2 separate regions of the Mus musculus genome follow, and region 1 is linked to region 2. Evidence: chromatin contacts called from ENCODE Hi-C or POLR2A ChIA-PET data. All regions are on one chromosome and are shown on one strand. Each heading gives the region's core, a stretch centred on a gene start or an enhancer-like site at or near the end of the contact. The rest is flanking DNA. Distances are from core to core; before and after follow the strand shown. Region 1 holds the start of Tmem184b (transmembrane protein 184b). Region 2 holds the start of Csnk1e (casein kinase 1, epsilon).

Evidence for each region. Hi-C counts contacts between places; a loop is a spot of excess contacts on that map. ChIA-PET counts read pairs that join two places held with the same protein, here RNA polymerase II (POLR2A).
Region 1: a map of heart shows a loop between it and region 2 (4-fold over the local background). The contact joins the promoter of Tmem184b here to the promoter of Csnk1e in region 2. A Hi-C loop is called at or near these places in 16 of 37 maps with a recorded cell type or tissue (T-helper 2 cell, adrenal gland, gastrocnemius and 3 more). POLR2A ChIA-PET finds 5 or more read pairs at or near these places in 4 of 5 experiments (Patski and embryonic stem cell).

Annotation. Positions count from the first base shown.
Region 1 is chr15:79,400,782-79,405,219 of GRCm38, reverse strand. It overlaps Tmem184b (transmembrane protein 184b), which reads left to right and starts at 1,917. Exons shown (of 9, transcript NM_172608.1): 1 at 1,917-2,035.
Region 2 is chr15:79,439,315-79,443,635 of GRCm38, reverse strand. It overlaps Csnk1e (casein kinase 1, epsilon), which reads left to right and starts at 1,579. Exons shown (of 11, transcript NM_013767.6): 1 at 1,579-1,708.

The DNA.
Region 1 (4,438 bases), core at 668-3,167, 39 kb after region 2:
GAGACATGAACAAATGTCTCCTCATCCCAGGGAAGGGACTGACCACAGAATAAAGGAATGATTCTGCTCCATCTAGCTTGGTTAAAGAACAGTCAACGAGTCTGTCAGCTGCTTATAGGAGCAAGAGTGAACGGTTGCTTCTTAAGGGTGATTAAAAACAGACAAACAAACAAACAAAAAAGAAGAAAGAAATAAGTCCCAGTCCAGCATGGGTAATGAGCCCCCCCCCCCCCCAGCTTTATGGGAGTGGCTTGCTTCTAGAATTTTCTACCTCCCAAGAATTCTTAACTCCCAAAGGTCATTTGGGGACAGGGGTGAGGGGAGGGGAATTACATATTACAGATGCCAGTAACCCCACCCCTCACCCACATTGCCATAGTATGACCAATAAACTCACAGGTTCATGGAGGGAGATGTGTAGAATCTTTGGTTTGTTTGGGTGCCTTCCTATTTGGGGCACGTATCTCCCCAAAGTTAATGCAACAGTCTGTTCACTAGGAAGATGGATAATAAGATAGGAAAACAATCGATACGTGTTAGAAATGAACTTTTATTAGGAGAACAGGGCACAGTGAGATGTTGACTATGGACTGCAGGTGAGGGGCTCAGCAATCTTACTCTGGGAAGGAGGTATTTGTCTCAGAACAATCCTGCTTCAGCTTCCCTAGTAAAGCCAGCCAAGCAAGACTTTGAAGACATGTCTGGGGAAACTGTAGCCCCAGCAGAGGGGACAGCAGGTGCAAAGGCATGGAAGCTGAATGCTTGTACTTGGTTGTAGGGAAAGCAAGAGGTCAGTGTTCAGGAAAAGGAGATGAGGCCAGGCATGCCTGCGGAGGGTGATGCTGGATCAAGGCTGTGCAGAGATCTGCAGATGTTGGCTTCATTTGGAATGGCATGAGGAACTAATTAAGGGTTTTGAGCAAAGTGCCATATAGTTCATCTTGGGTGGGTTCGTTTGTTTGTTTACTTTGGTGCAAAGAATTATATTGAGGGTCTGGTGAATGGTAAGCAAGCATTCCTCCAACGATTTGGATTTTTAAAGGAATCCCTGATTCTCACATTGGCACAGACCCGCCGAGGACAAGGTTGGAAAATCGGGCTAAGTAGATGCTCACAGTACCTGGGCAGAGCCTGGACATGACAGCAGTTCAGTAGTGTGGAGGTCAGAGTCTAGGGATACAGGATGTCTTGCCCAAGCTGATGGGACGAGGGGGAGAGGGAGGGCAGCACTCAAGGATAATACTAGACTTTCTGGCTTGAAGACTGGAAGCAGGGATTGGGGAATGCTGTGAAGAAGAAATGTGTGTGGAGGGGAAAGCAGCTGAGCCCGCTAAGTAAGAGGCGTCGGTAGACATTTGGAGCTGGAGATAAAAATAAACTTGGTTGCATATTACACATTTCAGTCATCTGGGTAAGACGAGGACCTCACAAATCAAAGTGGGGTAGGGGCTGGAATGACTCCTCTAGAATCGGTTCGTTAGGCTGCTAGGAATGAGGTGGGGCAGCTCCACTAGAGCAGTTTCATTTTGCATAACTATACAAAACGTTCCGTGGAAGTCCGTTCCACAGTCTCACACTCACCCTCCCTGTCTCAAACGTCAACTAGATTTCGTTTCACCTTCAGCGTTGGCATATACAAGGCTTTCAGAGAATTGAAACTCAAGCTAGCTCGCGAGTGTCCGGGACAGTCTGTATCCCGCGGGTCAGACTGTGCATCCCAGGACTGTGGTGGGTGGGACTGGACTAGGAAACCTGGGCCCTGGGTCTCTCGCGGTGCGTTTGCGAGTTGCAAGAGGACCTCACCATTCTCCTGACCCGAGATTGCGCGTGGTGCTTCGCAGCGCGCGGCCCCTTTAAGGCTCGGCGAGTGACCTCAGCGGCGCGCTCCGGCCCCGCCCCCGCCAGCGGCGTTCCTAGTGCGCAGGCGCGGCGCGGCGGTACCCGGCGGGGCTCGGGACGCGCCAGCGGCGGCCGAGATACCGGGCTGCGGCGCCGCCTGCTCCGCCTGCAGTCTCCAGCGCCATGGGCTCCTGAGGTACCCGGGCGGCGGATGCACGGGATGAACGGGGACCGGGCGGGGGCTGCACCTTGGGGAGAACTCCACTCTGGGGACTTCCCGCGGGGAGGCAGGGACTCGGAGGCCCCCAAGCGGCCCGTGGGTGTGCCCGCTTCGCCAGCGTGGCGGGGCCCTGAGTGTAACCGGACCTGCTCGTGGGGGAGTCGGGGTGGGCGGCGCGGGGCCCAGCCTCTTACCGATGGGACTGTGCGCACCGCGGTGGGTGTGCTGCAGCCTGGCACGACCGAACGGGGCGGGGAGACGTCGGTCCTCAGTGCAGTGGCTTTGACCTGGCCCGGTGGTCGGCCCTTGAGACGGTACATGCGTAAATGGGGGTGTGCGCGCGCTTTGCACACAGGTCAGTAGATTTGAAGGGGGATAGGGATCTGGGGCTCCCAGGATGCTGGGTGTTCAAAGGAACCCTAGAGATTGGTTTGGGTGTGTGGTGCCTGTTTGCCTGGGCACGCCCTTGGACACCTTGCTTGGATGCTTAGCTTGGGGCTAAGGAGCTCCAGGCAGTGGCAAAGCTAGGGAGTCTGGGGAACGGGCTCGGATTTTTAGTTTGTATCCTTTCTTGGAGGACTGTATGAGGCGGGACATCTCATCCCTCCCTCCTTGGAGGCCTTGGTGGGGCAAAGCAGGTGTCTGCCTGCCTGATACCTGGGTGTGAGGTGAAGGTCTATGTATTATTCATCTGGCTGCCAGGTGCTTTATGTAAGGAGAGAAGTAGCAATCTGTGCCCTGGAGGCAAGTGCTGCAGACTCAGCCAACACACACACACACACACACACACACACACACCCCACCAGCATCAGCAGCAGGGGGAGGTGCAGGTCTCCACGGTCTGGCTTTTTTGACAGGCTGTTTGCAGCATCCCTCTTCGTGTCAACAAGTTTGGTGGGCCCTTGGGCTCGGCACATCTGAGTATCTTGAGAGTTCTGTGCAGGGCCGGAGTTGGAACCCTTGGGTGTGGGAGCCCCAGAAGCTAGACTGGTGCTCACCCCGCACACAGATGTGAGGATCGAGGCATCGAAGAGCTCTCAGGTGCTTGGGGCAGAATCAGAATTGGAAAGAATCACAGGGATTCCAGAAACAGAAGACAAAAGACTGAGGAGTATGGAGGTGGATTCAGTGCTGGGGGGTGGGGGGTGGGGGGGATGGACAAGCCAGCAAAAAAAAAAAAAAAAAAAAAAAAAAAGGAAAAAGAAAAAAAAAGGCTTCAGTACAAAGGGACAGTCGAGCCAAAGCTGGGTGACTAACATTCCTCAGAGACTTCTTGCTTTCCATGTGTATTTTCCCAGTTTGTTCTCAGGGCAGCTGTGCCAATAATGTATCGGGCATAGATGTGGGTTAGGAAACTGAGGCAGCAGGTCAAGGCGGGTGGGGTGGGACGGGATGGGGATTAAGTGACTCCCTTGTCAGTGTGGGACTAGTAGGCTCTGGTAGCATCCTTCATCCCTGGGTCTTGCCCAAGTTGCCTTGTAACTTACTGAGCATCTACTATGCGCCCGGCTGAGGGCTGTCTCCCGGCCCTGCTGGCTCACTGCTCTCCCTGATGTCCCTGGAGTAGAACACAGAGGAACAGGATCTAATACCTTCTTCTAGAGGCTCCCAGTCTGCTGCGGAGGTGGACATAGATAGCGACCCCACTGGCCAGTGTGGGTGGTGGGGCTCTAAATACTCCCCTAAGAGCCATAGGTGACCTGGGCGTCCTTGTGTAATCCTGGGGGATGCCTTGTAGATTGCTCCCAGGGTGGTGGGGTTGGACTAGGGAGGAGAGAAGAGCTTCCGGGTGGGAGGGGATCAGTGGGCAGCTTGTCCTAGTTCTGTGGACCAGGCCTGTCGGCTGGCTGCTCTCTCCCATTTTTTCCCCTCTTTTGGTCCTGTGCACTGGATCGGGACCTCAGGCACTCTGGGCAGGCAGTGTGCTGCTGAGCCGTGTCCTCGGCCCTCCAGGACTCCCTGCCTTTGAGGCTTTGCTTCTGTTTGCCAGCTGGCCTGCCCAGGCCTCTCCCCAAGAGGGGCTCGGTGCTATTTCCAGTCCCGCTGTGCTCATTTCTCTCCATGTGCTCCCTGGAGTAGAAGCTGCTAGGCAAGGCAGGGCCCAGGCCTTTCTTGTTTTGAAAGTAAGTAGCAGCAGCGAATGAGACTGGGGATTTGATGTGAGTGTTGGGAAGCCTGGAGCTAGGCCCTCAGAGCTCAATGTGGGGTCTGCCCCAGGACCTTGGCTGAGGTCTTTTTGGGGGCAGCAGGTGCTTGCTGAATACCTCCTGTGTGCCATGAATTTGCTGGCCATCAGGGAAGAGAGGCCAGAGACCTGGGTTGTCCCCTGTGAAAGGCTGTGGTTGGCTGAGGTAGCCCAGCACGTGACTAATACATTTG
Region 2 (4,321 bases), core at 330-2,829:
AGGGGAGGAGAGTGGCTTTAGGCAGCGCTGGCTGAGTTCCATCTCCAGACAGGTTCACCCTTGATCCATACCCCCGCGTGAGGGCTGAGGTACCTCCAATTCCCTTTCTGGAAACCACAGAGTGAACATCAACTCTGTCTGCTGTCCTCACTGGAGAGGGTTAAATGAGCTGAATGCCTCTCCTGGCGCTGCAGCAGAACAGGCCTACGTTTGGAAAGCTGGGCCCATGTTGGAAGGTTTGGGTGGTAACATTGCTAGGAGGACATTGATGCTTGCTGTGTTCTGCTCAGTCTTGCCAAGGCCCCACGGCCTGGGCTCTGACCACTGAGGCTGACTGCTGTCCAGACCAGCTGCCTCTGGTGAGGATTTGTGCCCTGCGTGGCCAAGGCTTCAGGAGAGAATGCGGGCCTGTCATACAAAACCTGCCAATTGTGAATCAATTGACAAACGCAAAGCCAAAAAGCACCAAGCGGGCCATGCTCAGTCCACCACCTGGGCAGAGAGAGCCAGTTGCCCGGTTTACCATCACAGAGGCCTCTGGAGGCAGCTCCTCCTCATTCTCCTGGTCTTCTGATCGGCATCCCCAGGTCCACCAGATGAACATGGCCATCTTGCTGGGCTGTGTGGGCCTGGGCAGACCTTTTGCCCTCTCTGGGCCACAGTATCCTGCCCTCCTGCCCTGTGATAGGACCTGGTCTATAGGTCTCCCAGCAATCTCCTCAGCCTCGGGGAGAAGATGCGGTTATTATGAAGTGACTCTTTCTGAGATGTGCTTCCGGGGTGATCAGAGGTACTATGTCCACAGTAACAGTTGTGTGTGTGTGTAGAGAGAGAATGTAGGTGTGTCATAAGTTGGAGCTTTGCATGACCCACTGTAAATATCATTTTAATAGCCTTGTGCTGGGACCTTCCATGGTGGAGCTGGAAGCTGGTGGGAAGCCTTCATTAACTCTCCCATGACCTGGGAAGGCTATGGTCCTTCTTCCTCGTTTGCAGTTAAGGACATTCAGGCATTGTCTGGGGGATGACTTTGTTGAATGAGCACCTCTGGGTCCCTGACTCACGTGTGAGTTCTTGGTGAGGGGCAGGGGGCTCAATGGGTGAAACTACGTTGGAATCTGAGGGACTGTCACAGTGGATCTGAACGGCAGAGGACAGAGCAAAGAAAAGTGTCTGCCTGGAGTTTTCTCTGACCACACATCCTTGGTCCTTGTCCACGCCCCTCAGTCCCTATGCTTTATTCCCAAAGCCCCTGGCCAGTGTTCTCTACAGCCTTCAGGCTACTGAGCCCTAAATCTCTTTTGCAGTGCCAGGAGTCTCAGCTGATTCTCTCGGGGGTCCCCGCAGCTTTGGCTGGAGATAGGGCAAGGCCTGAGTATAGGAAATCTTAGTTTTGTGTGCCCCTCACCCAGGGTGGCAGCGTCAGAACACGCTCTCCGGGGGCTGCGGGCCCTTTAAATCCTCCGGGGCGGCGGCGGCGGGCGGGGGATGACATCAGCGGGCGGGCCCGGGGCTCAATGGGAACCGCGGGGACGCGCGCGCGGGTAGGGAGCGCGCGAGCCGGCGGCGGGGGCGGGCGGCGGGAGGCGGCGGAGCGCGGAGCCTGAGCCCGGCCGGGCCGAGCGCAGCGCAGCGGGCCGGGGAGAGGCTGGCGCGCCCGCGGCCCGGCGAATCCTCTGGCATCCGCCCCGGCGGCCGCCCCGGCGCGGTGAGCATCGGGGGCCGGGGAAGCGGGGTTCCCTCCGCCTCTTTGTGTTTTCTTTTTGCGCGAGCGCGGGGCGGACACGCGCATCCGCGCAGGGCTGGGGGCGCCGCCCGTGAGGACAAAGGCGCGGCCGGGGACGCGGAGGGGACGGGCGCTTCGCAGGCCGCCGGGTGCACCGAGGCGGCCCCGGGTTGGGGCGGGGGACCTGCGGCAGGGGCCTGGCTGGGGTCCCGGGGGCGCTCGGGTTCCGGGCCGGCCTCGGCCCCTCCTCTGTGTCCTGGGCTCCGGGTCACCGAGGCCGTTCTCGCGTAGGGTGGGGGCGCGCGGGGGTCCTAAGTGATGGGGTGCGTGGTCACCCGGGCCACCGGCTTTGTTTTCCTTTGTGGCGAGAAGAAGGGAGGGGGTTATTTATCGCTTGGCTTCTCATTGCGGTGTGCGAGACAGCCTTGTGCTTCAAGCCTGTGAAAGCTGGGTGCCTGGGCGCCTCAGAGGCAGGGCTGCGACTTAGGCCACCCCCTCCCCCTACTTTGTCCAGAGTTTCCCCACATATTTCTTAGCATAGCCTCCCTTTGGAAAGGGGGTCTAGAGAGAGAGAGAAGGGGGTGCAGTTCCAATGAATACTTGCGTTTGGGACGCCTTTCCTAGGTTTAGGGCATTCCTTCAGTTTTTATTCTACTGATTCATTGACCAGGGTCTTGGCCCTGTGGAAGGTGGGTGGTGTGTGTGTCAGGAGGTGTGTGTGTATGGCAGGGTGACACGGGACTGCCCATGTGCCCAGCTGCTTGTAGTTGTAATTTTTCTAACCAGCTGAGAAGTCTTGACTCCTCATGGCCACCCCCCCCTTTTTTTAACTTTGTTTATTCCCCTCCCCCACCCCTCCCGTAAGGGACAGAGTGAAGAATTGGAAAGCTACTCTGATTTCCTGAAGGAGCCCCCACCCCAAAGTCAATTTCTTGGGGTGGCGGTGGAGGGGGGCTTTTAAGTGGAGGAGGGCTGGGACACGCTAGACTCCAGGGCTCTGGTCTCCAGGGTGGGGAGACCCTGGCGTTGGTAGGGTCCTTCAGGGTTGGTGATTGTGCAGAGAGCCGTGAGTGGAGAGGGGCTTGGGGGGTCATGTGCAGTGTATTTATGTAAGACTCCCAGACAGAGGGCACTGGTATTTATATAACCTGGCGTGGGTATTTATGTAATATAGGATGCAGTATATTTATGTTCCTTTCCTAACCTGTGGCTTTCCCAGATGCCATGTATGGTCTCTGAGTCGGCGTTAGTGGAAACCCGGCTTTGGGGGGGGGGGGTGTTTGTGAGTACACAGCCAGCCCCCCCTTTCCTGTAGGGATCCTAAGTGTGAGCCTCTACTCCCATGTTCCCCTTGGCGGGTGCCCTTAGCAAGCTGGACCATGTGTGGACCTGTGGTGCCAGGCTGGTGGGTTTTCTGCAGATATGCAGTCCTGTTCTTGGCAATCAGGGCAACTCAGCCATGTGGGCAAAGACCCATGATGGGAGAGCCCAGAGTTTGGCTGGCACCCAGCGGCAGCCACTTCCTTGTGGCTGGTAGAAGGACAGTGGTGGCTCTCGGGGACTTAGTACTAGGCTAGGGTGTCTCTCCTGGCTTGGCTCTCTCGCTTCTGGGGCTGATGGAGGAGCCCCAGTGAATCTCTCCTGGTTTCCTTCCAGGCCTGGTATCTGGGGGCAGGCTTGGCACAGGGAAAGGGTCAGCACCCCTTACCCCCAAGCAAGCCAGCAGTCACTGTCTCACCGAAGGGTTTTACTTCTCAAGCCTGGAGTGAAATAAGTTCTGGGTAGGAGGCCACCAGGTGGGCCAGCTGGACCCCTGTTTGGTCCTAGGTGAGATTTCTACCATTGGCTAGCTTCTGTGGGGATGGTAGCAAGGCCACTCTGGGCTCCGGTTCCCATCTATCTGCCAAAGGAGTGCCCTCTTGTTCCCTCACACCAGCTCATGTGTAACCATGCAGAGGCACCAAGGAACCAGTCTCCCTGTCTCATAGTTTACTATTCCCTGCCTCCCCATTCCCCAGCAGCCCAAACCTGCCCCCATTCATTGAGTCTTCTGTTTTGCTGACCTGGAACACAGGTACCCAACCTCTACCAGGCCAGTACAGAGGGATCCCTGCCATGGTCCAATCCTTGTTATCCATGGGCTTGGGGCCTCCACCTCATCTGAGGAAGGAGCAGGCTATGCAGCTTAGACCCACAGGGATGGGACCTGTCTCAGGAAGCCCTTACTTCCAGTCTTCAAGGAAGTCTCCCTGAGAGTCCGCATAAGATGTGTGTGCAGAAAGACCTGAGAAGTGGTTCTCTGTGGCCTGGGTAGAGCCTGGGAGGCCCTGGGAGGTACCTTGCCTTGCCTCTCTCAGTGGGGATCAGGTCCTCTCATATGAGGCCTGCTGGAACTGGCCAGCTTAGCCCTCCAGAGGCAAGGATAGAGGTGGGCAGCCTGTGGTTTCAGGAGTCTCGTGGTACCAAGGAGCTCTTTGACGTTCTTCCCTTTATCCTGGAGGTTGCAACTTGCTGACGGGCTATTATAGCTTTCAGGATGGTCTATTTCTGTGGACCCCGTTCCTCCCATTTCTATCAGATTCCTGGGGTCCAGGA